Linked DNA regions of Homo sapiens: regions 1, 2, 4, 5, 6 and 7 are each linked to region 3. A link is a loop called in an ENCODE intact Hi-C map of the cell type or tissue named here. Cell type or tissue: heart right ventricle. All regions are shown on one strand.

Region 1 (4,000 bases), 87 kb before region 3:
GTAGAGGGGTTCCATTGTCTCTTCTACGTTGGACAAAGAGAGGAAGCCAAGAGACCAACCAGGTCAATAAATATTTTTGGCTAGAGACACGATCATTCGGAGTGGAGAAACCCTAGAATTGTGACATCAGGGCCCCTTCAGCCAACCAGAAAGAAAGCCACAATCCATTCATTTGCATATTGTAGCTTCCTTGGTTGGTTACCTAGAGCTTTGTCTGTTTATCTGACCAAGTCGCCCTCCTGAGATGTGGATCCTTAACTCATCACCCTTCTAGAACCAGAACTCAAGTTCTTCTTTAACCTAAGGAACAAACCAAGTCCCAGAGCAGGGAAGTAAACTGGCCAGAGCAAGGCAGGCCAGGCCAGGCTCACTGGCTGCCAGGACTGGGTGGTCTCCCACACTGGCAAGGGACCTGCATGGTCTTGGACTGGTCTCTGGGCTTTAGTACCTCACTAGTAAAACAAAGACATTGTAAGAGATGATACCTAATCCCACTTGTAGCTCTAAAATGCTAAAAAGTAATCTCTTATTCCAAGTCCATACTCCTATAATGATGTCAGAATTCTATAAAATCTTAGAAATTGCGAAAAATGTACTTAGATTTTGATGTATGGTCCACAGCAATGGCTGATTCAGCAGGTGCAAGGTAAAAATGGGTTAGTCATATTTATTCAATAAATACTAAGTGCTCACTACACACTAGGATCAGGGAACAAGTGAGTGCATGGTCTTCCAACATACCTGAATGTTAACAAATATGAGAAACAACACATAGAAAGGTAAATCTTGTACTTTTTACCTGATAATTAGAACAAAGGAAAATACTTCTAGCTAATCTACATTTGGTTTAGTCAGGAACAAACCTTCATCTTGCACATCTCAGTCTCTTGCCTAGACTTCTCTCCTGGTCTCCAAATCTAAACGTCTCCCCCACAATGGGCCTCCAATTCAAGCCATCCAAAGCTGAATTGGTGATCTCTTTACCCAAACCAGTTCCTGTTCCAGTGTTGCTGTCAGATTAATGAGAGCAACCCAGAACAGCACACACACCAGAGCCCTCATGAGACAACTGGTGCTGTGATGCTAATATTTGTCCCCTCCCAAACTCATGTTGCAATTTAATTACCATTGTAACAGGATTATGAGGAAGGACCTTTAACAGATGATTAGGCTACCCTTTAAGAGATAAATGGATTAACACTGTTATCTTGGGAGCAGGTTCCTTATAAGTGGATAAGTTCAGCCCCTTTATGTCTCTCTCTCACCCTCTCTTTGCCCTTCTACTATGTGATGTCTTCTGCTGTGGAATGACACAGCAAGAAGGCCCTTGCCAGATGCCAGCATTTTGATTTTGGACTTCCTAGCCTCCAGAACTGTAAGGAAATACATTTCTGTTCTTTATAAATTACCCAGCATCGGGTATTTTACTATAGCAGCACACAATAGACTAAGAAACTTAGGATCAACCTAGACCCTTCCATGTCAAAGTGGCTCTAAGTCCTGTTCAATCTACCATTGCCAAGCACTCTAGCATCAAACCACCTGGGTTAGAGTCCCAGCTCTACTTATAATCTACCTATCTTTGGCAGATTACCCCATCTCCCTGAGCCTCAATCTTTTTTATAAGTAGGAATACTAATTCAGTGGTGTGCAGTTCTATGGGGAAAAGTGAATAAAACTCCGAATTATTTTGATAGCTGTTGCCAATTTCCATGGTGTAAATACTCCCACCGTGGCCAGTTTCAAGCTACCAACATGATGTCACTGGGAAGAGATGCACAAAATCAGCTCTCATGAGCCTCTGCAAGCTGACTCTCGCACCACAGGGACCGTGATGAGGGCAGCTGCCTCCTCCGAGATGCAGATTAACCTATCTAGGGTGCCTTGTAGTAGGCATCAGAGAGGGCATTTTGCAGGGAGGTTCATGGCTAAACTAAGGTGGCATTTTCTGGGGGATTTTGTGGGGTTTTTAGCATAATAAAGTGTCAAGCAATAAGGTGAAATTTTAAATGGCAAGATGAAAAAAGCAACTTTGATTATTGAGACAGAATGGTGGAAAAAGCATTTTTCCAGGAGTCAGGAGATCTGGAGACTGGAATTGCTGTGTGACCCTAGGTCAATCACCTTCCCTCTCGGAACCTATTCCTTCCACCATAATGTGAGAAGGCAGGATTCAGCTGTTCTGACGTCTCTGATGTTTGAAGAATCCACACAGTCCTTCAATTAAACCTCTCCTGAGGCACTTAAAATCTCCCTCTTCTCGTGACTTAGGACTTTGTCCTTCCAGGTCCCTGATGGCACAGTGAACTCCATGAGGCCAGGGATCATGGATTTCTCACCCTGTGTACCTTCAAGCATCCTGCCTGGTGCCCTGCACATACTGGCACTCAGAGAACTAGATGAAATGGAACTTATTTTTACAGGTGGCTATCAAATCCCGGGCACCCTGGCTTTCCCGCTGACATGATGACACCTACTGGTCTTAGCAAAAACAGCAACTTCTTGATTCCACTACCTAAGAGCTAGATGGGGATTGAGGAGCTGATAAAAACAGCATGTGGTCTTGTGGTATATTTAATTAAGGGAGTGTGTGCATGTTGGACACATAATAGATTCTCAATAAATATTTTTTGAATCAGCAAAAAGGCAGTCTCTAACATTCTCTGAGTGCTTTTCTGTTTCTCTCTCTCTCTCTTTCTTTCTCTCTCTCTCTTTCTCTTATTTTCTGAGTCTTTGTCTGTGCCTCCCACGGGGAATGGTGGAAGTCATAACCAGATCTGCAAAAGAAAAGTAGTAAAAGTCACATGGAATAGCACTTTTTCCATTTCCATGGTGCTTTTTAATGACGTTGAAGTTTGCTTCTCAGAACCAGAGGGGAGGACGGTATTTCCACAAGAGCACAGCAGAGACTAGAAGCAAGTGAATGCTGTCAGCAGAAGACCCCAGGCTTGGTGGCCTCCCAAGCCTTCAGGGCAGCATCCTCAGCAGGGCAACTTAATGTGCATGTTCTCCTGAATGTTATCCTCCTAGAAATTTCATAATCAAGGACTATGCCTTTCTCACAAAATTTCCTTCCATATATACGAGGAAACTAAGAAAGCCAATCACTTTGTCCCCTTAAAGGTCTCAAGAAAAAGGAGTTCTAACATCTCCAGGCCTTGAACCCACTGTCAGATGGGTTTCTCTGTACCTGGCCTATTTCAGTGATTACAGCCTCCTCATGTCTCAGGATGTTGGGGGGACAAGAGGGGCACCTCAGCCCCACAGAGATCCCAGTACCACCCTTGAGAATCAGAGTAAACCTGAATGGGATGGGAGTCAGTAGTGGGCATGTTCTAATAGTTCCCCAGGTTGGGCATCACTGGGTCTGAGCACCATTCCTGCGGGACCCTGCCCATGGCTTGCCAGCAAAAGCCAGATGGTTTCCCCAGGACCCCACCCCATCCTATGCCTTCATCTGTCTCTGCAAATGAAATAAGCCTTGGTCCTTTTGGGGATTGGGAAAAGGGACATGACACAGAGGCACCCCTTCTTCATGTACCTTCTTTAAAGTGAGGAAAATGCTCAGAAGCTAGAAGCTCCTCACATCCCGTGAGTTAGAACCACATCCTTGGGCCCCTTCTAACTACATCACTGACTAGAGGGGTGGGGCTCCCACAGTTGGCTGAGGCCGATCACAGGCCCCTTCCTGGGACTGGGGCTGGGTCAGGCCTCCCTGAAGCACAAGGATCCCAGTACCAGAACCAAATTGGGGTTCTGTTCTCAAGCAAGAAAGGGAGAGGACGGGCAACCAACTGTGTCTTCCACAAAGAGTAATTAGATCTAAGGAAAAGACTCGGTGAAAGAACCATGCAAAATCCTCCCAAATGAACTACTAATGTGAGCTCACAGGCAGAGTGGGGAAGCAGTCTTCTGGGAGTCTCTTAAAACTGGTCTATCTAAGCCAGGCACGGTGGCTCACGCCTGTAATCTCAGCACTCTGGGAGGCCAAGGCGGGTGG
Region 2 (4,000 bases), 230 kb before region 3:
TGCCCTACCCCTCTGGGTGCAGGCCTTGGAGCATTGCTTGCAGAAGACACGTGAGGCATGCATCTCTTGGGGTAAAGGGCTCGATTCTCCTGAGTGAGGTGCACGTGTCCTTGTCCCCAAGTCGGGACCTGCTGGGTCACTTAGAGGCACCAAGAGAGCCTTGGAACCTGAGCCTGAATCCCAGGTCCACCGCTGGTGATTCTGTAACCACAGGCGAGTGCCCTACCTGTCTGCACCAGTTTGCTCCTGTGGGAAATCAGAAGGTTGAGGATGGCTGCCTTTTGCAGCTTATATAAAGCTCTGCTTTGATACCTGGAGGTCTCGGCCTGTTCTGTTGTAGGGTATGTAATTGGGTAGCCTTGAAGGAATCAGCCCTTGATAACTTCACGTTTCCCCCACTGGGCCTAAGCCAGGGGCCAGCAAATTTTCTGTAACGGGCCAGAGAGTCTCTGTCACATCTACTCAGCCCTGCCATTGTAGCACAAACACAGTCCAGGCAATATATAAATGAAGGGGCGTGGCTGTGTTCAAATAAAGCTTATTTGCAAAAACTCATGGCAGCTGGGTTTGGCCTGCTGGCCACAGTTTGTTGACTCCTGGACTAAACTAATCTAGCTCAGAGCAGGCCCAGTCAGGGTGCTCCTTGTCTACAGGGGTCCAATGAAAGGCATTTAGCCAAATGGTCAGCCAGTTTCACTATTGAGCACACATTATTAGGGGCAGAGTAGAAAGGGGGTGCCCCAAACAGGCACACGAGTTTGGGGATAGCAGCCTGTGGAAAGTATCAGTGCCTTCATTCTTTGGGGGAGCCCCCAGGTGGGGAGTGACACAATGGTCAGAACAGGGTGCTGTCAACCAGGGCGGCCTTCCTGGTAGAGGGTGCCTCAAGTCCTCAGTGCTGAACCCCCTTCCACTTCCCAGCTTTGTGGCCTTGGGCAAGTTACTTCTGTGTTTCGGCTCTGTGGTTCCCCTTTCTATAAAACAGGTTGTGGTAGTGCCTACCTCGGAGAGTGCTGTGACTTAAGACTTGTAAGGGGTTTGGAACAGAGCCAGGCCATGGCACGCTCTCTATCAGAGTGATAGATTTTTTCACCACTGTCGTCATTGTCATCATTCTTAGAATTATTTTACTGAGCAAATAAAGAGTTAGCAGGTAAGGAGGTCCTCAGCAGATTATAAGTCAGTAAAATGCAAGTGGTGCGGGACCTGGGCAGGACTGGGTCCCGAGCCTGCGGGGCAGGGATGGAGAGTATGAGGTGGGCACTCTCAGTGCCTCTGGGGATGGTCCTAGGAAAGGAGGTGGTGCACCTCCCAAAGCAGGAGGAACCAAGAGATGTGATTGTCTAGGTCCTGGAAAAGCTGAGTCCCACTCTTCACCTGACTCATTCTTTAAGAAGGTTCCAGAAAAATCCACTTCTAAGAGCAAAGCCTACTGAGATCTTAGGCCTGCTACCCTTCAGCCCAGGGCATACCTGGGGGATTGACTCGGAACAGGGGATTCTGGGGAAGGAAGGGCAGAAGGATAAGAAGGGAGGAGGGTCCTGAGCTGTCCTCTTGGACTCAGGGCTGCGGTGCTGTGACCAGCCCATCCATGGAGGCCAGCCGCAGGCTAGGGTCGGCTTCTGGGCCCTGCCACCTGGCAAGGTGCCCAGTGATTGGCTCACCCCCCCACTCCTTCCAGCTGCTCCTCCTCAGCCCTGAAGACAACTCAGTCGGGAACCAGCCCAAAAGTGGTGGGTGTATTTGTGTGTGGGGAGGGGGGCGGGTAATGTGGGTGGAATTAACTAGGCTTCTGTATTCACAATCCTATTTGTAGCATCATTCTCACTCGTAAGCTAATTTTAGCCATCCATTCTGCTTCTGTTGCCATTTATAAAATGAGAATGTCAAATGCAATATTAAACAAGCAGGATGAAGGCAAAAAAGGAAATGCCAGAGAGGCATTTAATAAATGAATCTGGTGTTTACGTGGGAGAGGGAGAGATCCTGCCCCCCACGCATCACACACGCAAGCGCGTGCACATGCTGTTTGTGTACAGGCTGTGTTAATGAGAGCAGAGTGATTAGTGTGTTGGGGGAGGCCGGGTGGTTCGGTGGTAAATGTTTGTTGCTCTTTAGGCAGAAGTAATTTGGCCTGCAGGGAGTGGCCTCCCAGTTGCCTGAGTGGTTCGCTTGCCCTTCATCTGTCCTCTGGCGATGTCAGTGTAGGCAGGGCCAGGGAGGGCAGTGGTCTGTCTCCTCAGTATCTCAGCACCCAGTGCCTCTGGGCTTTTCTGAACGTGCTGCCACCAGCGTCCCCGTACTCCACCCCCAGGGCGCAGGGTCATGAGAGGGGAGCATGGAGACCACTAGGAGGGGCTGCCCCCCCTTCTCTTCTGCCTCTTCCCCGCGCAGAAGGCAGGGCATGAACAGTCTGCGCCCGTATGCAGCTGCAGAGACCAAGCCCAGAGTAGCGTGGCTCTTGCCTGGACTCTTGCCAATTTCTCTTCTAGTTTCACTCTAGTTTCCCCAGGGCCTGGGAGTTCTGTCCCTGGTTCTTCCTTTGCCCTCTTCTTTCAGCTGCCTCTGCCTAGAAAAGAAGGCTCAAGCCATACCTTTTATTTTCTCCCTCTTTTAAATAAATGAAGTTAGGCCCCACGCAGGGCCTCTGGCCCAGCCCACCGTGCCCTGGGGTAAGCACTCCTCCAGCCTTGTGGCGGAACCTGAGCACCTGCTGGAGGCTGAGGTTTCTTTCCACTTTGAAATGCCCTTGCAGGTTCCCAGAAATGAAAAGGAGGACAGCTGCTGCTGCCACCATCAGCTTTTTCCCCAAATAGTGCGGCCTGGGAAGCTCTCTTTGCACATCCTGCTGATGAAAGCAGGGAGATGGGACCTACCTGGCCGACAGGTGCAGGGAGGGTTAGGGAGAAAGGCAATGACTGTGTGCTAAGAATCTGCTGTGCTGGGGAGGCTGCTGCTCTCTCTCTTCCTCTTCACTCCCCATTCTGGGATTTCAGTGAACACAGATGTGACCTGACTTCATCACCTTCAAAGGCACTCACCTAGGCTCCATGTGGAGAGGGCAAGGTGTGACTCAACCAACTTTATCCAGTGCAAGCACTTTGTAGGATTAGCTCCGAGAGCCCTATGGGGTAGGCACAGCTGTCACTGTTTTAGAGATGAGAAAATTGAGGTGCAAAGAAGTTAGTCAGCTGGTCTCAGCTCAGAGAGCCGGCAAGTGGAACAGAGATTTAAAGCCAGGAGCCTTAGCCCTAGGCTAGACTGCCGTATAACAGACTAGGAGGCACCCACTCTCAGATCTGGGCAGGGTGGGGGCTGCAGTTATTGGGGTACATCTCAGGTGATATTGGGGACCAGCTCCTCTCTACCCATTGCCCAGATTCTGAGGACCTCTGAGGGAAGAGCCACATCTCAGCCACATTCATTTCTGTGTCCACACCCAGCCGCTGCTTGGTAAATAGTAGATGCTTAATGTTTATTTTTGGTTTATGACCTATTTTACTTTGCCATCACTGATTGTAATAAAACACTGAGCAGAGGAAACAATGGATGAAATTAATTCTGGAAGTGGTAAGGAGATCAGTTGTGGAAGCTAGCATCGGGAAAGGCTTTGTGAACTAGACGCAGATAGGCCTTGAGGGTTGGGTGGAGAGTGTGGGGAAGGGCTGTGTGAGGTGGGGTGATGGGGGGGGGTGGCTGGCAGCCAGAGACCCAGAGGAGGGAGCAGGGGTTTTGAAGCTGGGGGTCTATGATTGGATTCTGACTGTGCTTTGTGACCTTGGGCAAGTCATTCCTTAGAACTTCTGTGTCCTTTTCTGCTGTAACTACGAGGCGGGTAAGGCCATCGCACAGAGGAAATGAGGCTCCATGCAATGAGGGAGTTGACAACCATGGACATTCTTTGAGGACTTCTGTGTGCCAGGCACTGTGCTTTATATCCATTATGTGTATATGTTATGTAATATATGAAAATTACAAGGATGTTGTGGCTGTGCCTAGT
Region 3 (4,000 bases):
TCCTCACCCTGCCCACCATTTCTGCCCTGGCACCCACTGCCTCCCCATGCCCTTCATAGGGAGAAGCTCCAGAAAGAGTTTCAGAAACTCCTAATTGCTGACTAGCCCCAGGTCCCCAAAACAATGGCTCTGATGTTGGAACTATTTTCCCTGGCCGGGCCTCTAGGTAGTGACCCTCTGGCTTTCCTCCATAATCTGGGGCAAAGAGGGTGGAGAAAGAAAGCAGAAAAGTGTGCTGAAAGGAAGGCAGTTGGGGGGAGTGTAGAGGGGCAGCAAGGAGGCAGAAAAGGGCCGGGCATGGTGGCTCATGCCTATAATCCCAGCACTTTGGGAGGCCAAGGCGGGAGAGTCGCTTGAGGCCAGGAATTTGAGACCAGCCTGAGCGACATAGCATAGAGACCCTATCTCTACAAAAAAATTAAAAATAAAAAATTAGCTTGGCATAGTGGCATGCACCTGTAGCCCTAGCTACCTGGGAGGCTGAGGCAGGAGGACCACTTGAGCCCAGGAGGTTGAGACTGAAGTGAGCTATGATTGCACCACTGCACCCCAGCCTGAGTGACAGAGAGAGACTTTGTCCCTATTTTTAAAAAAAGGAAGCAGGAAAGAAGAAACAGAATGAGTGTCATTGAGTGTCATTTAAAATGTTGGTTTCTACACACACGCTTGCCCACAGGCATACACAATCCAAGAAGTTACTAAATAAATGCACATTTTCCAGTGAAACCTACCAGCATGGGATAAGTTCCAAAAGCGGATAGTTCCCAAGATGTTCTCTAGTTTCCTCCTTTGTTGTTGTTGTTGTAGTTGTTTTTTAATTTGATTCATTTACTTGGTGCTAGAAGTTTGGAAGGAGATAAAGGACAGAGTAACTACTGGGGGTGGGGGATAGAGAAAGCTGTGTTTAGACGAGTGGCTGGTGAAAGAGGACACAATACCGTTTCTTCTCAATGTTAATCTAGCGCATGTTAATTCCTCCCCACCCAGTGGGAATCGACAGTGGCTGAAAGCCTTCTAGGCACTGACAGCAAAGACGGAGTACTCGCCAAGAACTTTGTTCACGTTCTCATTCAGTCCTCACAGCAACTTAGTGAGGTAGACGTTGTTACCCTTGTTTTACAGATAAGGAAATTGAGGTTCAGACGGTTCACTAACTCCCCTAATGTCACCAGACAAAGCAACAGATCAGGGTTTCAAACCCAGGTCTGTTCTCCAAGGCCTGGGTTTTTTCCGCTGCTCTGCCTCCCTGCCTGCACTGTTCTCTCTCCCGCTGTCCTCCACAGCAAATTCGCAGATGTGTCATTGACTGGAGAAGGTTAGGAAACACTGCTCTGGGCAGAGTCTCCAGGGGCTCAGCGCAGTAAGCTCCTTCCTCTCCAGCTCCTATTATGGTGCAAACAGTGCCGCTTCCCCGGCAGGCCTTTGTCATTTGTCCCGTGGCCTGTCCCCTCCCATCTCTACCCCATCCCAGTAGCACCCCAGGACCTCAGCTTCCTAAATTTCAGCCACAACATTATTTTTACAAGGACACTCTTCAACCTTGAAAGGCAAGGTACCCCGAGGCAAGGAAACGAAATGACTGTAGTTGAACAGCATGAGAGTCCAGCGCCATCTAGTGGTGCTGAAACCGACAAGTCCCTGGCGGTGACATTTTCAAATAATCAATATCTCATTATTAACCATAATCACAACCTGATGTTTACTTTTGGAGAAATGTTCAGCAGCAAGGGATGCACATGCACTTTTCTGCATGTTTCAGAGGCCTGCGATCCTAAATGCCACAATGACTATTAAACAGTGTCCTGCCCATGAGCAAACAGGAGAGATTGATTGTATATCTTTTTCATCTAAGCTGCTCACCAAAAACAAAGCTCAGTTGAAGCCAGTGACCTTTCACTAACTGCTGGAAGGAAAATGCTTGATAAATAATAAATAGACCACTACTGGATCTTGCTTAGAACTATCTTTTAATTAAAAGAACTGAGGAGCTAGAAGGTCCGGTGACTGACATTTATTTCAGTTGCAGTCCAGGAAAAGCATTCATTGAGGGTAAAATGATACTTGAAATGTATTTTCGTTGTCAGCTAGTATTCCCCAAAAACCCTGTCTGTAATCTGCATGGATGGAGGGTGGTGGTGGTGGCTGGCAGTAGCAACATTTTGTAGGGAACATAACACTTAACTTCCTGCCTTCTCTGCCTTCCCCTAGCAACCTTTTCTTTTTCGTGCTGCAGCAATAAACACTTGTCTGGTTCAGCATCACCACAGAAACTGCTTCAGTGCCGGGCTCATCCAATCAGAGACCCGCCTGCCACATTGAGCGCTACCCTAGGAGTGACAGGAAAGCCATTTCCCGTCTTTTCCACAGGAGGGCAGGTGCCCTTCCTCTGCCAGCCAAGGTGACCTCGACCAAGTTGCTCACTGAACCTGCTCAGCCATCCCTCATCTCACCCAGCACGGTCAAAGGCTCAGAACGCATGACTAACTTAGCCCGAGTCAGGCTCCCACCTTTTGGCTATTCTAGAATTGAGCTCAGAACATAGAGACCAGGAAGTCTCAGCCTTCCCCATCCCCTCCTCCACTCACCTTTGCTTGCTCCTAGCTCCAGTCTTCTGGCTGAGGCCGTGCCAGCTTGCGTTGACTACCAGCACCACATCATGTTCTCTGCCCTAACTCCCATGTACTCAGGAAAACTGCCAGCCCATTCTGAGTCAGGCTTGGTCACAAATGAAAGCTGAGGATGGATGAGGCCCAACTCCGGGTGCCACGTCTGGATTCCCCGGAGCAGAGGCAGGCACCAGTGCCAGCCTCAGAGAAAATCTTACTGTCCCACTTGAGTGACTTTGTTTAAAAAAAGAAATCTGCTGAAGGTTTTTAAGTGGCACGCCATCATTTATTTACAGAGAAAGGTATCACTTTAACAAAATCAGGAGTCCTTCGGGGGCAGATTATTCTGTAATACCACTTTCATTATCAGAGAACTCTCGATACAAAGTGTTCTACAAAACTACAAGAAGAATCAGGCTAGCCTTTTAAGGACATCATCAAAAATCAGGCCTACCCAATAAAGGCAGAGGCAGAGCTCTATAAAATTTGGTGAATCCAGGACCACTTAAACAAGTCAGACATATAGATGATGGAAGACATGGGACGTGAATTTCTTTTGCTGGCTTTCTCATTCCTCCTATTCTATCACTTAAAGCATTTACCTGCCAGCCCCCAACATCCCAGATCTCTCCCCACTACCCTTGGAGAGCTCATTTCTTCTCCTGGCTCCAAATCTTGCCCCTGTAGACACCTATCCCTTATCTCTGTCTGCCACTTAGATATAGCACCATCACCTTCAACTTAGTAGGTTGAGAATTGAAGCTCTCTCCCAGGAGAGCACCAGTTCCACGTCACCAACTGGGTGTTAGTGATGCTGCTAAGTTTTCTAGTCACTCAGGTTTGTGACCTTGGACTTGCTGCCTCCTTTTTGGTCCCTCTGACATGTCTCCTCTTTCCTCCTTCCCTGCCCACTCCTCCATCCCATTCTTTACATCACTCCTAGGCAAACCTTTCTTTGACCTGACACTGCTTTCACTACATTCTTTCTTTCCCTGCTCAAACTTTCCCATACCCAACTGGCTCCTCCATGTAGTTGTCAAGGCCACCATGATCTTATCTCATCCTACCAGTTCAAATGGGCTTTTCCACTACTGCTCAAAATAGTAATAAAACCACCAGCCACACATTACAAATGAGCTTTGCACTCATCTCAATTAATCCTCACAAAGCTAACTGGAAGCCAAAAAGGCAAACATTGTCCATATTTTACAGGCTGAAATACTGTGACAGGCACAGGGTCACATAGTAAAAACTGCCTGGAGTATCCAGATCTAGAACCCAAATCTTCATTACTTGTCTGGGGCAAACTTCACTGTAACCTGGATATATGCCTTCCTCGCCTTGGATTCAGCAAATCCGTAGGAGGGTCTGCTCCTGAAAGGCTGTTTAATGTT
Region 4 (4,000 bases), 590 kb before region 3:
GCTGTCTGCCTCACCTAGTCGAACAGTTCATATAATGATCTTCCACTATTCCTTAATGGACATACAGGTGTTAGTCTTAATGCACCAACCAATATTGCGATAGGCTGGAACAAAACCTTTTGCTCTTTGAATGTCCACAGTGAGTAACACTATGCTAGGTATGTAGTAGGTGCTCAATAAATGTATCTTTCACACACTTCCTAAATGAAGTCTATTTCTTCCTTCATCGTTTTCCTGAAAGATCTTTCTTGACCACTAAGGATGAACTCCTCATCTCCATGTCCAGTGAGTGGTTTAGAAATGTTTTAGTCTTCCTCCTCCTTGACTTCATAATGGCATCTGACACTGCTGTGACACTTCAGTTGTCTTCTGTGACTCTGAACTTTTCTGGTTCTAATCTTTTCTCCCTGATGGCCTCTCTACCCTGACCTCCAATGATTTCTTTTCCTGTTTCTGCACTCGAAAGTCCATATTCCACAAGGACTCTGCTTTTCTGTCTTGTCACTCTTTATGAGAAATTAATTGTATCTCATTTCAAATCAATGCATGTATCTATCATCCTCTGTCACATTACATGCAAAGTATCTGCTTATGGATCTGTCTGTCCAACTAGACCTCAAGCTCCTCAAAAACAGATCCCTCACTGTGTTCGTCTCTGTGCCTCCAGTACCTGGCACAGAGCTGGACACTCAGTGAATGCTCCATACACACGGGCCCAACTGATCCATTCTCAAATTATGCTCGGAGTTGGTAGATTGGGCAGAAATTATTACCCCCATTATATAGAGAGGGGACCCCAAAGCTCAAGGAGGTAAAGCAAACATTAGAAACATGATTCCTGTGACTGGCTGTGGAGACTCCGTGTAATAATCATTCTGGTATTGCCAATTGCAAAAGGACTGTAAAACTAATAGAGATGCTGTCTAAATACCGACATCCAATCCTTTCATGCTCTTCTGAGCAGGCTTGAATTTTCCAGTGCCTCTCTTAAAATACAGCCCGCAGGACTGAGCATAAAACTGCATGTGGCCTGACCTGCCAGCACGCGCTGGGAGTATTGCTTCCCTCCTTCCACACTCTGCTGTGCTATTAATAGAGCCTCAGATTGCACTAGGGTTCTCAACAGCCTCCTCGCGCTGTAGGTTCACATCAAGCTGGTGATCAGCTAACCCCCCGGGTCTTTCTCATGCAATGCCTTCTGTCAGGCCAGGCCTCCCCAGCAGCCACTTGGGCAATGAATGTTTTTGAATGCTCATGATTATTTGTGACTTAGACTAGAAGGTACAACACCAGATCATGCCCTTCTTTCTCATGTGGCATTTTGCTGAGTGGGTGATGGGGTCTTAGGGGTCCTGTTCAGGACCCAGAGCTGTGGCCAGCCACTGGGGGCCACCAGCATCATCGGCCCCACAAAAGTAAGAGGATGATGGCGAAATTAATTTTCTGGCTCACTTCAAATTATTCTTATGTTCATCCCTACTCCTCTTGGATTAGGTCCTTTCTTGGTCTTGTTCTAATGCTGGGTGTTTGTATGCACAGCCTCTTTTCCCTCCCACCCATGGACACAGCCACATTTTGATTTCTCATGCCCTTTCCAAATAGTAGTAGTATTTTTAGCATGAATATCTTGCTCAGAAATTGGCTGTACAGTCTATCCCCTATTGTCTTCACATCTAATACTTTTCTTTTTTCCCTCTGCCTCTCCTATGCATCAATACCACGTTTGGCTAAAGAGATTTGATTTTGACCTATTTGAATTCTCCCTTCACAGATGACAGCCCTTTCTCCCTCTCCTTCCTTCCCTTCAATTAGTTTTTTCAGCCACTTGGAATTAGCTGATGGGTGATTGTAGAAATTGCAACGTGGGCTACTGTGGTGGGTCTCAATGTCAACTCCAGGAAACCTCTGAATCTGGGGGGCTCTGGTTTCAGAATCTGATAGCCAGGCCCTGAACTCTGGAATGTGGGGCTGTGACATGAGATACAGCTTCTCTTTGCTCGGCCACTAGAGGGAACTGAAATGTGGGGCGCAAGAAGGCGTTTCCTCTGTTCGCCAGACGAGGGCGCTCATACCCATGGTCCTCCAAAGTTGGAATTTCTCGCCCCAAAACAGATATTGTCGGGTTGGCCTCCTTGTAACCCAAACATACGATGGGATGACATTACAGCTGTGCTACTGATTGCTGCTTTGACCGCCTCCTATGCTGTGTAAATGGCCAAAAGCAAAGAATTATTAAAAAGCAGGCCCAATGTTGTCCAAGCTCACGTGTGGTTTGTGGGTCTATGTGTTTGCTGCTGGCAAATTTGCAAGCAGATGGGACTCCAAGGCAAGGCGTGGAAGTGATGATGGGAACGTTGGAAGTTCACAGACATAACTTGTAGAGTGTGTGAGGCCGGGTGCGCGGACCCTGTGTATCTGCAGCTGCGATACTTAGATTTCAGTTTGGCAAGGCAGGTCACGGTGGAGATGGGGCAAGCTGCAAGGGTGGTGGAGAGGAGGAAGGGAAGGTGACAGTGGCCCTCTGTCAACTGTTTCCAGGTGGAGTTGAAAGGTGTAATCATTTTCTTCTGGGGGCCTTGGCACCTTTCATCAAGACGAAGTTGGTGACTGGTTTAAAAAGATTTAAAAAATTAAGCTCGAGAGGCCAAAGGAGAAAATGGTTTCCAGGTGGAAAGGGCTTGACAGAATGGTGCTCTTGTGCCGTGACTCCGAACTCCGTGGAGCATTCCAGTGGCCCACTGTACTCCCACCCCTCCAGGCAGCACTGGGAGGCAGCCAAGTCTAGGAGGCAAAGGGCTCCCTAACTGCCAAGCAGTGAAGATGTTGAATAAAATATTTACTTACACGTTTAAGAATAATGATGACAGCATGACAAACAGTGGTGAAACAGCTTTAGGGGACATGGAAGGGCAGCCCTGGGATATTTTTAATGAGAACAGTGACTTCCTGTTTAATTCCCGAGGCTTGTCTCTTTTGCCTACCATACCCACACTGGTATCACAAGATACCGCCCATGATTGGGGAGGGGGTTCACCAGACTGGCCTAGGGAGTCCCCTGCAGGAAGCTGCCACATGGAGAGGCTACAGCCAGCCTCACTCCCAACCCTAAGCTATTGCCCACCTTTTGCAACTCCTGAAGATTACAGCTTTCTGATCCCTTCCCCCCCCCTACACCAGAAGGGTCCTCTGTTGTGGTCATTCAATAAATGATATTTCTTAATTAGGAATCTAGCTCTTTCTTATTCAGCTGGACTAATAAGCACCCTATGCCCTGCTTGGGTGTGATAATTTTGAGTTGGAGACAAGGAAAAAGGAGTGAATGAAAGGGAGTAAAAGTCTTCACCCACAGCACTAGATTTCAGCTATGCCCAACGTGAAAATGGAAAGGGAAAATGGAAAAAAAAAAAATTGGCCAAACACGCTTTAGGTTTGTTTTTCCCTCCTTTTGGGAGCTTTTTGCATTTTCCTCCCCAATTTGGAAAAAAAATGAAAGAAAACAAATTTCTCTATCATTTAAATAAAACAGACCTTTATGTCTCTAAATATAATACATCAAACAATGTTAGGAGTAACTAAATTATACATAAAGATACTTGTTTGTTAGATTGTTAAAGGCTGTTTGAAAAATAGAATTTCGCTGGTGAGGTGCCTCACACCTGTAACTCCAGCACTTTGGGAGGCTGAGGCAGGTGGGTCACCTGAGGTCAGGAGTTTGAGACCAGCCTGACCAATATGGTGAAACCCCATCTTTACTAAAAATACAAACATTAGGTGGGCTGTGATGGCACATGCCTATAATCTCAGCTACTCAGGAGGCTGAGACAGGAGAATTGCTTGAACCGGGGATGTGGAGGTTGCAGTGAGCTGAGATTGAGCCACTGCACTGCAGCCTGGGCGACAGAGGGAGACCCTGTCTCAAAAACAACAACAAAAAATAAGAATATAATTTCACTTTTTGTCAGCCTCACATCCTCCATGGTTTTGTGTGTTTATTTTTCCA
Region 5 (4,000 bases), 370 kb before region 3:
ATAGGGTCTCTAGGACAAAAATAACTTTAAAAGAAGAGGTGGAGATGTTAGAGAACACTCTAATAACTCCTATCACTTCACAGCTGGGAAACCTGAACCCCCAAAGGGGTAAGAGATTTTAGAAAGTTTCACCAAATTCCCCATTTCTCTGGACAGAATTGGACTCTAGATGGAGGACTAGACATTTTCCCCTAGAGCCGTGTTTCCCCAGGGCATTGAGAGGTGTTAGGAGATGCAAGGGCTCCATGGCCGTACATGTGGCAACTCCTAAATTAAACATTCCCTAAATGCAGGACTTCTCAGAGCATTTACTCTGCTAACAAGTGGTCTGCTTTTCTAAGAGCTGGTTAAGGTAGGTAATGATTCCTTATTTGGCCAATGAACTTATTTTAAGGAGACTAAATTATCTTTAGTCTTTAAATTATTTTAAAATTATTTTTCTCCTAGAAGACCCTATGTCTTGAAAAATATGTTTCCCTCTTAGAAACCAATTAATAAATATTGGGAAGTCAGGCCAGGCACGATAATTCATGACTATAATCCCAGCAGCTGGGGAGGCTGAGGCAGGAGGATCACTTGAGTCCAGGAGTTTGAGACCAGCCTGGGCAACATAGCAAAACTCTATCTCTACAAATAAAATAAAATCAAATAAAATAAAATTAACTAGGCATGGTACTGTATGCCGGTAGTCTTAGCTACTCAGGTGGCTGAAGTGGGAGGATCACTTGAGTCCAGGAGTTCAAGAATGCAGTGAGTTATGATTGGGCTCCTGCACTCCAGCCTAGGAGACAACGTGAGACCTCGTCTTTAAAAGAAGAAATAAAATAAAATAAAATAAAACTAAGAAGTCAGATGAATTCTGACTCAATAAATTGAAGTCAGATAGATATATTTTTATCAACTGGGCATATACATATATAAAAATAGATATCAGATACCATATTGCATATATATAAGTACATATTTTAATAAACTATATTAGCCTGACATATATATACCTTTTTTTTTTTTTTTTTTGGAGATGGAGTCTCGCTCTGTCGCCCAGGCTGGAGTGCAGTGGCGCGATCTTGGCTCATTGCAAGCTCCGCCTCCCGGGATCACGCCATTCTCTTGCCTCAGCCTCCCGAGTAGCTGGGACTACGGGCGCCCACCACCACGCCTGGCTAATTTTTTGTATTTTTAGTAGAGACGGGGTTTCACTGTGTTAGCCAGGATGGTCTCGATCTCTTGACCTCGTGATCCACCCGCCTTGGCCTCCCAAAGTGCTGGGATTATAGGCGTGAGCCACCGTGCCCGGCCACATATTTTTAATATATGTGTGTGTATACATATTTTAATCTCTCAATGGCCATCAGAGATTTAGGTCACAGTGTTACCATGCTTTAGTCAGAAGGAAAGAACTCTGGGTCACTGTGCAATTTCTGGTTGGCTTTTGGAAGCTGACAGCCTCATTGCTGATATCTTCTTCAGGAGCACAAAGTCTCTGACTGGGAACTGCTGGCTACATGGATGGAGAGCCCCTCTCCAGCTCTAATACTCTCTGTGTTCCATGCCTCTGGGTTATCAGCAAGAAGCCCAGCTGCTCGGCCCATAACTCAGATCAGTTAGCATATAAACTCCAGAAAATAATTGCCCTCTTAATTGCTACTGATACCATGTCTTGAACCAGGCTTTGTTCAAGGTGGGATACAGGTGGGACACAGGCTTGGTTCACAGGTGGGAGGGTGCCCTGTGCAGGCCGTGGGAGGATAATTTGAGAATTCCCTTGCCTGTCCCTGCTCCGCGGTTGCTGGGCACCTGGCGAGAGCGTTGGGTTGTTTGCTTTGGGTAACTATGGCAGATCCTTTTAATTGCCACCAAATAACTTCAGCTCAACCTCGTCAGTGGTTGTTTTGCTGCGTCGCTCGGAAGAATGCCTCCCTCTTTGTAAGAGCTGGATGGATGGGAGCTTGGCAGAGGCAGGCCAATGCTCTTTAATGTTTTCCTTCCCATTTAATAAGTGTTGAGTAAAACTTGAGTTTAGGGTGTTTATGTGGCACAAAAGGTAAACCATTTGTGGTGTTTTGGAACCTGGGCTAAGTGTTTCTCACACACATCCTCATGACATGGTAATGACTACCTTTGTGTTAAACTTGGGTCACTGTCAACTTTCTTCTGAAGTGCTCCCTGCTTTGTTTTGGGGGCAGGGGTGGGAAAGGAATGAGGTGAGAGAAGGTGAGGTGAACATGGGATGCCGCACGGGGGCATTGTCCTCAGTCGGACTTTCTAGAAAAAGGCATCACGCGGCCTGGAGACAGGAAGGGAGAGATTTTAATCATCTGCTGTGGCTTTTGCTCTTCTGACATCAGAATGGTAGGAGGCCCTGAACTTTTGACCTCTGGCTCCAGGTCCATAAATGTCCCGAGGTTCCCAGGAAAAGGAAGACTTGTTAGATGGGAACCCTGATGTTTGATTAGAGCAGCTTTTAGTCACTACTGTCATGTGTTTGTTTATTCAGGCACCAGTTGCATCTGAGTAGTGGTAGGTCCTGGAGACAGGAGGCACAGCCTTTACTCATGGCCTCATGGTAAGGTAGAGTCATGCAGAACATTTAACGAAAGTATGGCTTGGCCGGGTGTGGTGGTGACTCACGCCTCTAATCCTAGCACTTTAGGAGGCTGAGGCAGGAGGATTGTTTGAGCCCAGGAATTCAAGACCAGCCTGGGCAACATAGCAAGACTTCATCTCTACAAAAAATTAAAAAATTAGCCGGGCACGGTGGCTCACACCTGTAATCTCAGCACTTTGGAAGGCTGAGGCGGGCAGATCACCTGAGGTCAGGAGTTCGAGACCAGCCTGGCCGACATTGTGAAACCCCGTCTCTACTAAAAATGTAAAAATTAGCTGGGCGTGATGACAGGCACCTGTAATCTCAGCTACTCGGGAGGCTGAGACAGGAGAATTGCCTGAACCCGGGGGGTGGAGGTTGCAGTGAGCCAAGATCATGCCACTGCACTCCAGCCTGGGCAACAGAACGGAACTCTGTCTCAAATAAATAAATAAATAAATAAATAAATAAATAAATAAATAAATAATCAGTTGGGCGTGGTGACACATGCCTGTAGTCCCAGCTACTTGGGAAGCTGAGGCAGGAGGATCACTTGAGCTTGGGAGGATGAGGCTGCAGTGAGCTGTGGTTGCACCATTGCACTCCAGCCCGGGTGACAGAGCCAAACCCTGTCTTGGGAAGGAAAGAAGGCAGGAAGTTAGGGAGGGAAAGAGAAAAAGGAAAGGAAAGGAAAAAGAGAGAAAGAGAAGAAAAGAAAAAGATTTGATGGGCAAAATCCTGTCTTTGGAAGGAAAGAGGGGAGGAAGGTAGGGAGGGAAAGTGGAAAAGAAAAGGAAAAAGAAAGAGAAGAAAAGAAAAAGATTTGATGTACGCCACCATGAAAGCAGGTAGAAGGCAGAGGAATCATGAGGAGCTGGATGGGTTCACCTGGGGAGAGTACTAATGGGACATGAGGCACCCCGCCTGTGTGTTTGGAGAACTACAGCAGTTTGCAATGCCAGAAGGAACAAAGGGAGGCGAGGAACCATGGCAGTAGGGTGGAGGTGGGCAGGGGCAGGTCCCAGTGGTGCTAGGAAACTTGTACTTTATCCATAGGCAGGGGAGCTGTGGCTTCTATAGCCTTCAAGGGGAGGTCACCATTGAGCCGAGAAGGGAGAGGAGCTTTCTAGGCAGAAAGCGTGGTTGACTGAAATGGCAGAGTGTGTTCTGAGGAGGGTGGCAGGCTCTGGGTGGTGCATTTCTTCCGGCCAAAGGAGAGACGTGAGGCAGGAGCTGTGTGTCTTCCATACTGTGCTCACTCACCATGCTCAATGCTCAGAATCCCTCCTTGCAGAGGCTGCAGCCCTCTTTGTAGGTGCTTTGGTGGAAAGTTAAATTTGATTGTCCTATGGGCCTGTGGCAGGGGCTGCAGTCTCCCCTTGTCTCAGTGCCCCATTTCCTCTGAAGAGTGGG
Region 6 (4,000 bases), 150 kb before region 3:
TAGCTCCCGGACCCATTCCCGGTCCTAGCTGGGCATGGGGCTGACGGAGATGACCAAGCCTTGGTCTGCTCTCTAGCAGCTTCCACAGACTTGGCTCGTGGCCTTCCTTATATCCACTGGGAACAAACAGCCTCGCGCTCTATACCAAACAGCCTCGCGCTCTATCCCAGTCGCCCATTAGCTTGATTCAAACAAAGCCCCAGCAGGCCTTTGCGTTTTTATCCTTCATAACCTTCATCTTAATTTGAACTTGTAGCTTGGACTTTAAGGTAGCATGGCTCTATTGCTGTCAATTTACTGTTTCACTGCACAGCAATCACAGCCAGTGAATGTTACACACATCTTGCTAGACTAGTATAAAAATCATTGGGTAATTGTTGGTTCTAATGACCTGAAAGGTGTTCAGTTTTTGTTCTTGGTTTTGTTTTGTTTTTGATTTCTTGGGGGTGGGTTTTGCTTGTTGTTCCTTTTCATTTGGGGGTTTTTGGGGAAAAAATTTATTTTTGGTTCCAAATAGAAAAACAAAACCTATTTTGATCTTTAGTGCAAACGAGGGCTAGGGACTTAGCCTCCTCCACCACCTCCACACTGCTTCATTCTGCCATTCACTCACTGCAGCATATTCAAGAATAAAGCAATATCGTTTACTACATTTTTTATTGAAGGTCAGCCATGCTTTCTGTATTATATTGCATATGAAATTGTTTACAAAAGAAACACTAACTCATACTTCTCTTTATTGGTTGCAAGTGGCACGCAGGAACAGAGGGAGAGTGGGGGGCTGGTGGGGGAGGGGAGATTTTTTTTTTTTTTTCTTGAATGTGCTTCGCAAGCCAGGCTATCTTCCAAGGAAGGCAGACAGTGGGAGAGCAGAGGGACTGACTGCAGGCAAGCACATTGAAGAAAGACACTGGCGGGTTTCCCCACCCTCACCCCAAAGCAGAAAACTAGCAGACGTCAGCTCAGCCCCGTCCTGGGCACAGACACTACACAAGGAGACGCTGGAAGTTAAGCAATACTTTAATACTGTAATATGTTTGTTTTCTTTTTCTTTCTTTTTTTTCTACCAAAAAAAAGTAAGTAAACTAAAACACAAAAACATATAAATAAAATCCATCCCTCTTGTCGGGGACCTGCAGGGGGGCAACCTTAATCCAAACACCTGGCTATCAAATAATCAGAATGTATTGTCTCAGACAGGATTTCAGTTCCGGGAGGCAGGGGCATGATGGGGGAGGGGGCCGGAGGCTGAGAGACAAAAGTTCCAGAGCCTCCCTCGAAGGTTCTCTACTACTGTATTCTGTACATAATGTACCATCCCATGTGGAATCTGTGAGTGTCCTCTTAAGTAGCGTGGGCTAGCCAATCTGCCGTTCATGGTGTATTGTAAACTCCGAATTCCATATGTAATAGGATGCAAGTCTAAGCGTTTCATGTGGACATAAATGTATCTAAATAAAACTTTCCCTAGCACTGTGGCTGACCTCACCCTTACTTTTATACTTTAGTATGAAACTGATGAGAACTTTGGTAGTGAGTATTTTTTTTATATATATACATATATATGTACTATCTATATATATATCTCAAGCATCTTTCAGGTCTTTGTGTGTGGCTTTCTTAAAGCCCTGTTGTAAAAAATTACTATGTGGATGGCAGTCTCTCACATCACAGATGTGGAAAGTATAATTTTATATTTGTATTTTCAAATAAATAAGTTTGTGAAAGGTTTCCATCCTCTACTGTGGTCCAGAAATCAATGTGTTTGTCTGACAAAAAAAAAAATAAAATAAAATAAACTGTTTTGAACAGAGTTGTTTGGTGTTCTTTCACTTGCAGAGGAGGTCTGGGGTCTGGGAGAGCTGTTGTTTTGCTTGGGCGGGAGAGGATATCATCAAATCGCACCTGCCACCCTCACCCCTCAGCATGAATGCTGGCCGTGGGCCTCCAGCAGCGAAGAAGTCCCTGCCTTGTCCCCAGGGAGCTTGTGGCACCATTTTTATGAAGTGGCAAGAGAGCACTAAGATGGAAGAGCAGACGGGAGAGGGGTGTAGATTAACAGCAGAAGGTACACAGAACCCATGAGTGGACAGGGAATAAACCCCAAAGGTCCTGCGGATCAGAGGACCCAGATGGTGGAAGGAGCTAAGGGGCCCTCCCGGGTGCTGCCCTCAGTTATCAACAGTGCTGGGAGAAGGCGCCAAACCGCATTCCACGACCCCTGAGTAGGGGTCTGAATAGGTATCAGACCTCTGCCCTCAAGGAGTTTTAAGTTTTGCCTACTGGAAATCATTACAATCACAAAACTAAAGATGTAGAGATAGATCATCTACAATACTTTCCACCCCTCTCTCTACCAAACAAACGAGAGGATACAAAAGAATTGAGACCCAGTACATTGAGGGCAAGTCCCAATACCTGGTGATGACGGCTACAGCATGCTCTGAATCAGTGGATTCCTCAGCTTTGAAGCCCTGGAGAGAAACACCAGGCCAAGAGGAGTGCAAGGGATGAAGCGTGGATGAAGGACAGTGGCCCTTAGCTGCTTCCTCAAGGCCCCCAGGAAAGCTGTATTCTCCAGGACATGGCCTTCTTGGGTCCCTCCTCCAATTTCCTGTCTCCTGCATATAACAAGTTTATCTTTTTTGTAAAATGGGTCTTCCGGTGAAAACCAGAAAACCAGCTAGACAGGTTCTTTCAAAAAGCTGCAACACTAACAACTTTGTTTTAAGGCATTCCCGCTACACTGGGGTCCTAGAGGAGACAGTCGAAGGTGCATTCCTTTATCTGGAGCTGGAGGCAGGAGCACTGGGTTCCAGGCCCACCTCCTGTGTGTCCACAGACAGCACTCCACAGTGTCTCGTTACATTGTTTAGGGGCAGGAGAGAAGAGTATAATCCCTGCTGCCCCACAGAAATGAAAGACCAATGGAAGCTGATGTGAGAAATCCCTTTTAGGAATCCTGAGAGAAGTGAGCCAGACACATGAGGCCGGCCATCGTGGCCATGCTCCTCATCCTGATTGCTCAGCTCAGAGAAAGGGGAGGCCCAAACCCAGCCCAGGAGCCTAAGGAGAGAGGGAGCAGGGAACAGGAGCACCAACTATATGCCAAGTGGATCATACACATGCCCTGCTTAGTCCCACCTGTGCCACGTGACTATCTACATTGTAATGGTCAAATAAGGTGGATAATTTGCCCATGGTTGTATAGCTGCTGAGTGGCAGAATGAAACCCCATCTCCCATACATCCTGCTGCCCCTGGGTTCAAGCCTGGTGACAAATGTCAGCGTCAGTGTTGAGTGTGCCTGGGAGGGTGGGAGTGAGGCTTCTAACCTAGGTGCCTACCTGAGTCAACAAAATGCACTAAAAAAAGAGGTAGGACAGTACCAAGCTAGAGAACAACAAATTTTCCTGTTTTAATGTTTCATGGAGAAAAAATAAAAAAATAAAATAGAAAACAAATCAGCAAAAACTAGAAGGAAAAAGAAGAAACAACAATGTAAAATAAATAACACACAAAGTAGGATAGAAGGAGTGAGATCAATTGAATCTACCATTATCTAAATATGAATGGGTTGAATTTTCTATCATTACAAAATAGATGTGTTTAGAAAAAACAAAACCCGGTTACGTGCTGTGTATACAAACACACTTAAAGTGATGAAAATGGCTAACAATAAAGGGCCGACAAAGAGAAAATAGGCAAATACAAAGAACAAGGGCAAGAACTGAAATGTCAGTATCAGACAGAGTGGAATTTAAGGTTAAAAACACTCCACAGCAATATTATGTCATGACAAAAGACACAATCTATTAAGAAGATACAGTGGCAGTAAACTCTTATGTCCCAATTATCAGAGGAACTGAAGACTTTAAATCAAAAGCCACTAGAAATGCAGAGAACTTGATAAAAAATAAAAATACAGTTAGAGAGATTAATATACCTCTCTTAGAACTAGATGTATTTAATAGACAAAAATAAAGACATAGAAGAATTGA
Region 7 (4,000 bases), 160 kb before region 3:
CAGAGGTGCCCCCCTCATTGACCTGGCTCTAGCTTTTTGCCTCAGGTCCAGTGACATCACTTAGGGACAACACAGAAATTATTGGACTAGACTTCCATACCTTTTCTAGACCCACAGTGAGGCTGTTCTGACTACCACCACTTCCCTACCCTCCATGCCTAATTCCACTCTCAGCCCAGCCCCTTGTCACTGCAGTTGGGCAGAGCCACATGCTGGCCAGACAGCAGGCATCTCTCCCGTCTTGCTTTAGAACCCTAAGGGAAAGGTGCCCAGTAGCTTTGGGTCCAACCCTTACAGGTGAGAGTCTAAGCCTGCAGCATCTGTCTCTGTTAAGATCTCCAGGATAAGATTCTTGGGCTTTCCTAGGTCAGCCATCAGAGTATTTTATTGATGGGCAGGAAGTTTCTCCTTTTATCCAATGTGAAATACCACCAACTTTCATTCAAGTGCATCTCCTCTTGCCGTCCTCGGTGAGATCGGTGTCCTTGCTTTTCTGGTCCCCATTCCCAGGAGTCCTTTCTTCAGGCCCAAGATGATTAAATGCACCAAATGGATAAATTGGGTTTTTTGTCAATCACCTCCTGATTCATATGGCAAGTGAATTGCATTTTCCTATGTCAGATTTTCCTAAATCTGCATGTGGTACCTGCCTTATTGGCCTCTGCATACATAACTATTTCAGAAATAGGGTGTATTTGTTTTAAACTTGACAAGTTACAGAGCTCTGTCTCTTTTTCATTCTTGAAGCAGTCCCATGAGTCAGATTGAATAAGGAAAGCATCACTCACTTGCTACAGATGAGGACTTGGGCTTGTGAGTGGCTTCTTAGCCCAAGGCACCTGACTGTAAGAGCAGAGCTGGGGTCACAGTCAGGTCTTCTGCCTCTGAGTCCAGTACTCCCTTTCCTTACATCATTGCTGCCTCTCTGTGGGTGCCACCTTGACTGGGAAAGCCCAGAGGATATTGGAGAGTGAGGATGAGGGGCAAAGAGGAACCTGCCATGGATGCTGCTGATGAAATGAACCTGATCACCGCAATGAGCCCCCAAACTGCCATCCTAGAGCAGGGCTTGTCCCAAGCCACTTAATGCTCATAGCTCCTGCTGCAAAAATGCCAAGACGTTTGCAAGACGTTGTCCTCTTCTGGGACAGGAGTCATAATATCCAATTTATAAACCTCAGCACTGTTTATTTATTCAACAAAGTGTGCTCCCTGTCCCCGCCCCCTCACACGCACACCCTAGCTGAGCAGTAGACAAGGTGCCCTTGCCCACTAAGAGCCATGTCCCATCCTCTCTTCCCAAGCTGATCCTGGTATATGGGACCAATTCTGGCCCCCCAAAATAAGTCTCCGTGCCTGGGGAAAGGCACCGTTCGCTTAGAAGGATCACTGAGAATTGACTGGAGAATGACTTCCACAGAAAGCACCCTCAGGTGAGAGATTTGGCTTCATGCCTTCCCCCACCCCCCAACCCCACTCCCCACCTCTCCTCTTAGAGGGAGACGGGTTCTCAAATGACCCCCTTTCCTGCGTAGCCAGCCAGTGTTCAGTTTGTGGAGTTACGCTGAGTTTGCAAAAGAAGAAAATTGCTTTGTCCCTAATGCCTTCCCACTGTCAGACAGCAGGAACAGCTACTGACAAGTTTATGTGCCGAGTGGCAGTCCCCATTCTCTCCTAAGCAGCCAGAGCCGTTGCTTTTTATGAGTCTTCTCAAAGATGCATGGGTTTCCAGATGGCTCGTTCGGGGACTTTAACATGCTTTCTGGAGCCTGGTTCTTCTGCTCACAGAGACAGACAGAGAGAAGTGTCGACTGTGGAAAATAGAGGCTCCTCTCTTCCATGCGCCCAGCCCTCAGGGGTGCGGGTTCCACTGCCCAGAAGCCTAGCTAGAGGCGGGACCAGCCAGAACTGGGTGCTTATTGCCTGCTGGCTGCGCCCTCTAGTGGGGACCCAGCAGCCCTGTCTTTCACCCCTGGCTGGGGGACATCTGCAAGGTGACTTTGAGCTGAGGCTCCGGCACCGTGATGAGCAAGTGCGTAATAAAACGGGACTTGGGATTTGAAAGCTGCATTCTAATACAGTGTCTTCTCCACGGTGATTTTAGTGTCATTTGATGGAGGAGGACTGAGCAAGGAGGGGTAATATAGACCTAAGATGAGCTGCTTATTGTGAAATTCCCTTCAGGCCGACTCAGAAACCACAGGCCTCCCCACACACAGGAATGGGAGCGGTTGCCAAGGATGGGCATAATACCAACAGCCCTTTTGTCTTCTATCTAAGCCTGCAGAAGGGGGTATTTCTGAACAGCACCCTTCTGTGGGCATGCTACATCCTGTCTCCGAGGCTGCTTCTGCTGGCTAGATTAGTCTCTAGGTGGCTCTCCTGCTGGAAGAAACGGAAACCTAAACCTGCCTCTCCCCACCCATTAGTTAGGTGGGCCTGCCCAACACCTTCCTGGGTTCACATCCGGCCAGACAAGAAAGAAGCCAAAAAACTTTCCGTCTACCACTGCGCCTCCTCATGCCCACCCCATCCTATTAGCCTAAAATGGAACGGGCTAATTAGTTTATTTGTATAGGGAGGGGTTTCAGCTGCCTGGACAAAACCAGGAGTCCACTGTCCAAGCTTCTTCTGTTTTCCTGAGCTCAGAAGAAAAAAAGTGTGTTAGACTAAGATAATACCGCCTTTTGAATATCTCGGCTTCATATTTGCCTCCATGAGTGAGAGGGCCAAGTGTTATCTGCAAGTTGAATCTTCTATATTCAAAAATCTCCATCCCTTTTTTCTGCCAGCGCATTCCCAGATCAGCCGTTCACTTGCTCTAAGCCTCTATAATTTATTTTTTTCTTTTCTCTTTAACCTGCTCTTTCCATTGGCCAGTTTATTCATTTCTCAGCTACAGCTTCAGAGGGGCTCACCTTCGGGCTTCCCGCCCCAAGGGCATCTGGAGGCTTCAGTTCTGTTTTCTCTGCTGAGTCAGGAGCCAGGCCCAGCTTGATTTGGTCTCCCGTGTATCTTTGTGTCTCTGTCTCAGTCTCCTGCTAGTGTGCCTTGGGTGCCTCATCAATCTCTTCCCATCCCTGTGACAAGTGGGTGAAAATCAATCCACTTCTGGCTCTTCCAGGCCCACCAGAACTGAGGGCCTCAAATCACAGGCCCCTGGGAAAGGGAGGGGCCAAAGCCAGGAGTGACCCCACCTGCATCGATGTTCTTTGCCTCTGCCATTGAAGGCAACTGGTCATAGGGCAGAGGGGGAGAAGCCAAGGGAGGCAGAAGGGAGAAGTGATTGTTGCAAGGAGCAGCCCTCTGGAGCCAAAGATGTGAAAGTGTGACTCTCAGAATGTCTGGTTCTTTAAGACGGGTTAGCCGTAGCCCAAAGGTAGCCAGCCCAGACTCACCTTGAGGCTTAAAAATCAGTAAGAACTTCCTTTAACAATTAAAAAAATATTGTTTTCCATTTTGGAAAAGAAAATAAAGTTTAAACTACTAAGGAGAAATAAAGGTGAGACAAAATTAACCTGGTTAACTGGTTGACAGGCTGCGGCCCTCATTAGGGTCAGAATGATGGGATTGGGGGGGCCGAGGCAGTGTCACCTTCCGCTGCCCCCCGATCTGCAACCCCACCACTCTCTGGATTTGTGCGTGTCAAGTCCACTCTCTCTGTAGCAAAGGTACATCCTGAGCCTGCTGTTCTCACTCTGGAGTTGACATTGCAGGATAACCAAGAGAAAGCAGGTGTTTTGGTCAGCTATGGTTTAGCTATGAATTGGTTCAGTCGGTATGTTCTGCATTCATACTTCTTTGTCTTTTTTTTTTTTAAACAAAAGGAAAAAAAGTTTAAATCCCCCCTTTCCTTCTCCTGCAGGAGGTGAGTGTGTGGGTGTCCTGTAGAACCATTGGCTTCCACCCCAGCTCTGGCCCCAGCCTCCAGGTTTACCATTCCCCCCCATCCCTCCCTCCATCCCCTTCTCTCCACCCCAAAAGGAAACTCTCTGCCGCC

Evidence for each region. Hi-C counts contacts between places; a loop is a spot of excess contacts. Peaks named below come from ENCODE experiments on the same cell type or tissue, not always from the same donor. Only the 100,000 strongest peaks of a DNase experiment are listed, where the experiment ranks them.
Region 1: a loop joins it to region 3, with 2.1 times the contacts of the local background. A loop is called at or near these places in 16 of 110 quality-filtered maps.
Region 2: a loop joins it to region 3, with 4 times the contacts of the local background. A loop is called at or near these places in 36 of 110 quality-filtered maps.
Region 4: it touches region 3 in a loop (13-fold over the local background); 42 of 110 quality-filtered maps call a loop at or near these places.
Region 5: it touches region 3 in a loop (3-fold over the local background); 4 of 110 quality-filtered maps call a loop at or near these places.
Region 6: a loop joins it to region 3, with 3 times the contacts of the local background. A loop is called at or near these places in 13 of 110 quality-filtered maps.
Region 7: it touches region 3 in a loop (2.4-fold over the local background); 19 of 110 quality-filtered maps call a loop at or near these places.

The regions. Positions count from the first base shown.
Region 1 is chr17:57,745,258-57,749,257 of GRCh38, forward strand. CCDC182 (coiled-coil domain containing 182) reads right to left here and starts at 42. Exons shown (of 1, transcript NM_001282544.2): 1 at 1-42. The coding sequence starts at 15. In heart right ventricle, a CTCF peak has its summit at 2,488 (motif pointing left); no DNase peak of the experiment used is centred here.
Region 2 is chr17:57,603,212-57,607,211 of GRCh38, forward strand. The region is part of intron 8 of MSI2 (musashi RNA binding protein 2); the gene reads left to right. MSI2-AS1 (MSI2 antisense RNA 1) reads right to left here. Exons shown (of 3, transcript NR_110807.1): 2 at 3,042-3,147. Among named protein-coding and RNA genes, the nearest start is that of MSI2-AS1, 3.2 kb to the right of the region's middle. RefSeq lists enhancers at 1-348, 2,003-2,898, 2,928-3,177. In heart right ventricle, a CTCF peak has its summit at 2,347; DNase peaks (open chromatin) are centred at 1,021, 2,094 and 2,460; H3K4me3 peaks cover 757 bases; H3K27ac peaks cover 3,792 bases.
Region 3 is chr17:57,831,911-57,835,910 of GRCh38, forward strand. MRPS23 (mitochondrial ribosomal protein S23) reads right to left here. Exons shown (of 5, transcript NM_016070.4): 5 at 2,871-4,000. Among named protein-coding and RNA genes, the nearest start is that of MRPS23, 16 kb to the right of the region's middle. RefSeq lists enhancers at 842-1,353, 1,354-1,864, 2,033-2,533. In heart right ventricle, CTCF peaks have their summits at 1,623 (motif pointing left) and 1,833; DNase peaks (open chromatin) are centred at 1,591, 2,344 and 2,641; H3K4me3 peaks cover 760 bases; H3K27ac peaks cover 3,714 bases.
Region 4 is chr17:57,241,267-57,245,266 of GRCh38, forward strand. No RefSeq gene overlaps it. Among named protein-coding and RNA genes, the nearest start is that of MSI2, 13 kb to the right of the region's middle. In heart right ventricle, a CTCF peak has its summit at 2,036 (motif pointing right); DNase peaks (open chromatin) are centred at 1,131 and 2,055; H3K27ac peaks cover 956 bases.
Region 5 is chr17:57,457,101-57,461,100 of GRCh38, forward strand. The region is part of intron 6 of MSI2 (musashi RNA binding protein 2); the gene reads left to right. Among named protein-coding and RNA genes, the nearest start is that of MSI2-AS1, 150 kb to the right of the region's middle. In heart right ventricle, a CTCF peak has its summit at 2,254; no DNase peak of the experiment used is centred here; H3K27ac peaks cover 434 bases.
Region 6 is chr17:57,682,877-57,686,876 of GRCh38, forward strand. MSI2 (musashi RNA binding protein 2) reads left to right here. Exons shown (of 14, transcript NM_138962.4): 14 at 1-1,813. It also overlaps the pseudogene RNU7-134P. Among named protein-coding and RNA genes, the nearest start is that of CCDC182, 60 kb to the right of the region's middle. In heart right ventricle, no CTCF peak of the experiment used is centred here; no DNase peak of the experiment used is centred here.
Region 7 is chr17:57,670,142-57,674,141 of GRCh38, forward strand. The region is part of intron 11 of MSI2 (musashi RNA binding protein 2); the gene reads left to right. Among named protein-coding and RNA genes, the nearest start is that of MSI2-AS1, 64 kb to the left of the region's middle. In heart right ventricle, CTCF peaks have their summits at 1,947 (motif pointing left) and 2,165; a DNase peak (open chromatin) is centred at 1,940; H3K27ac peaks cover 809 bases.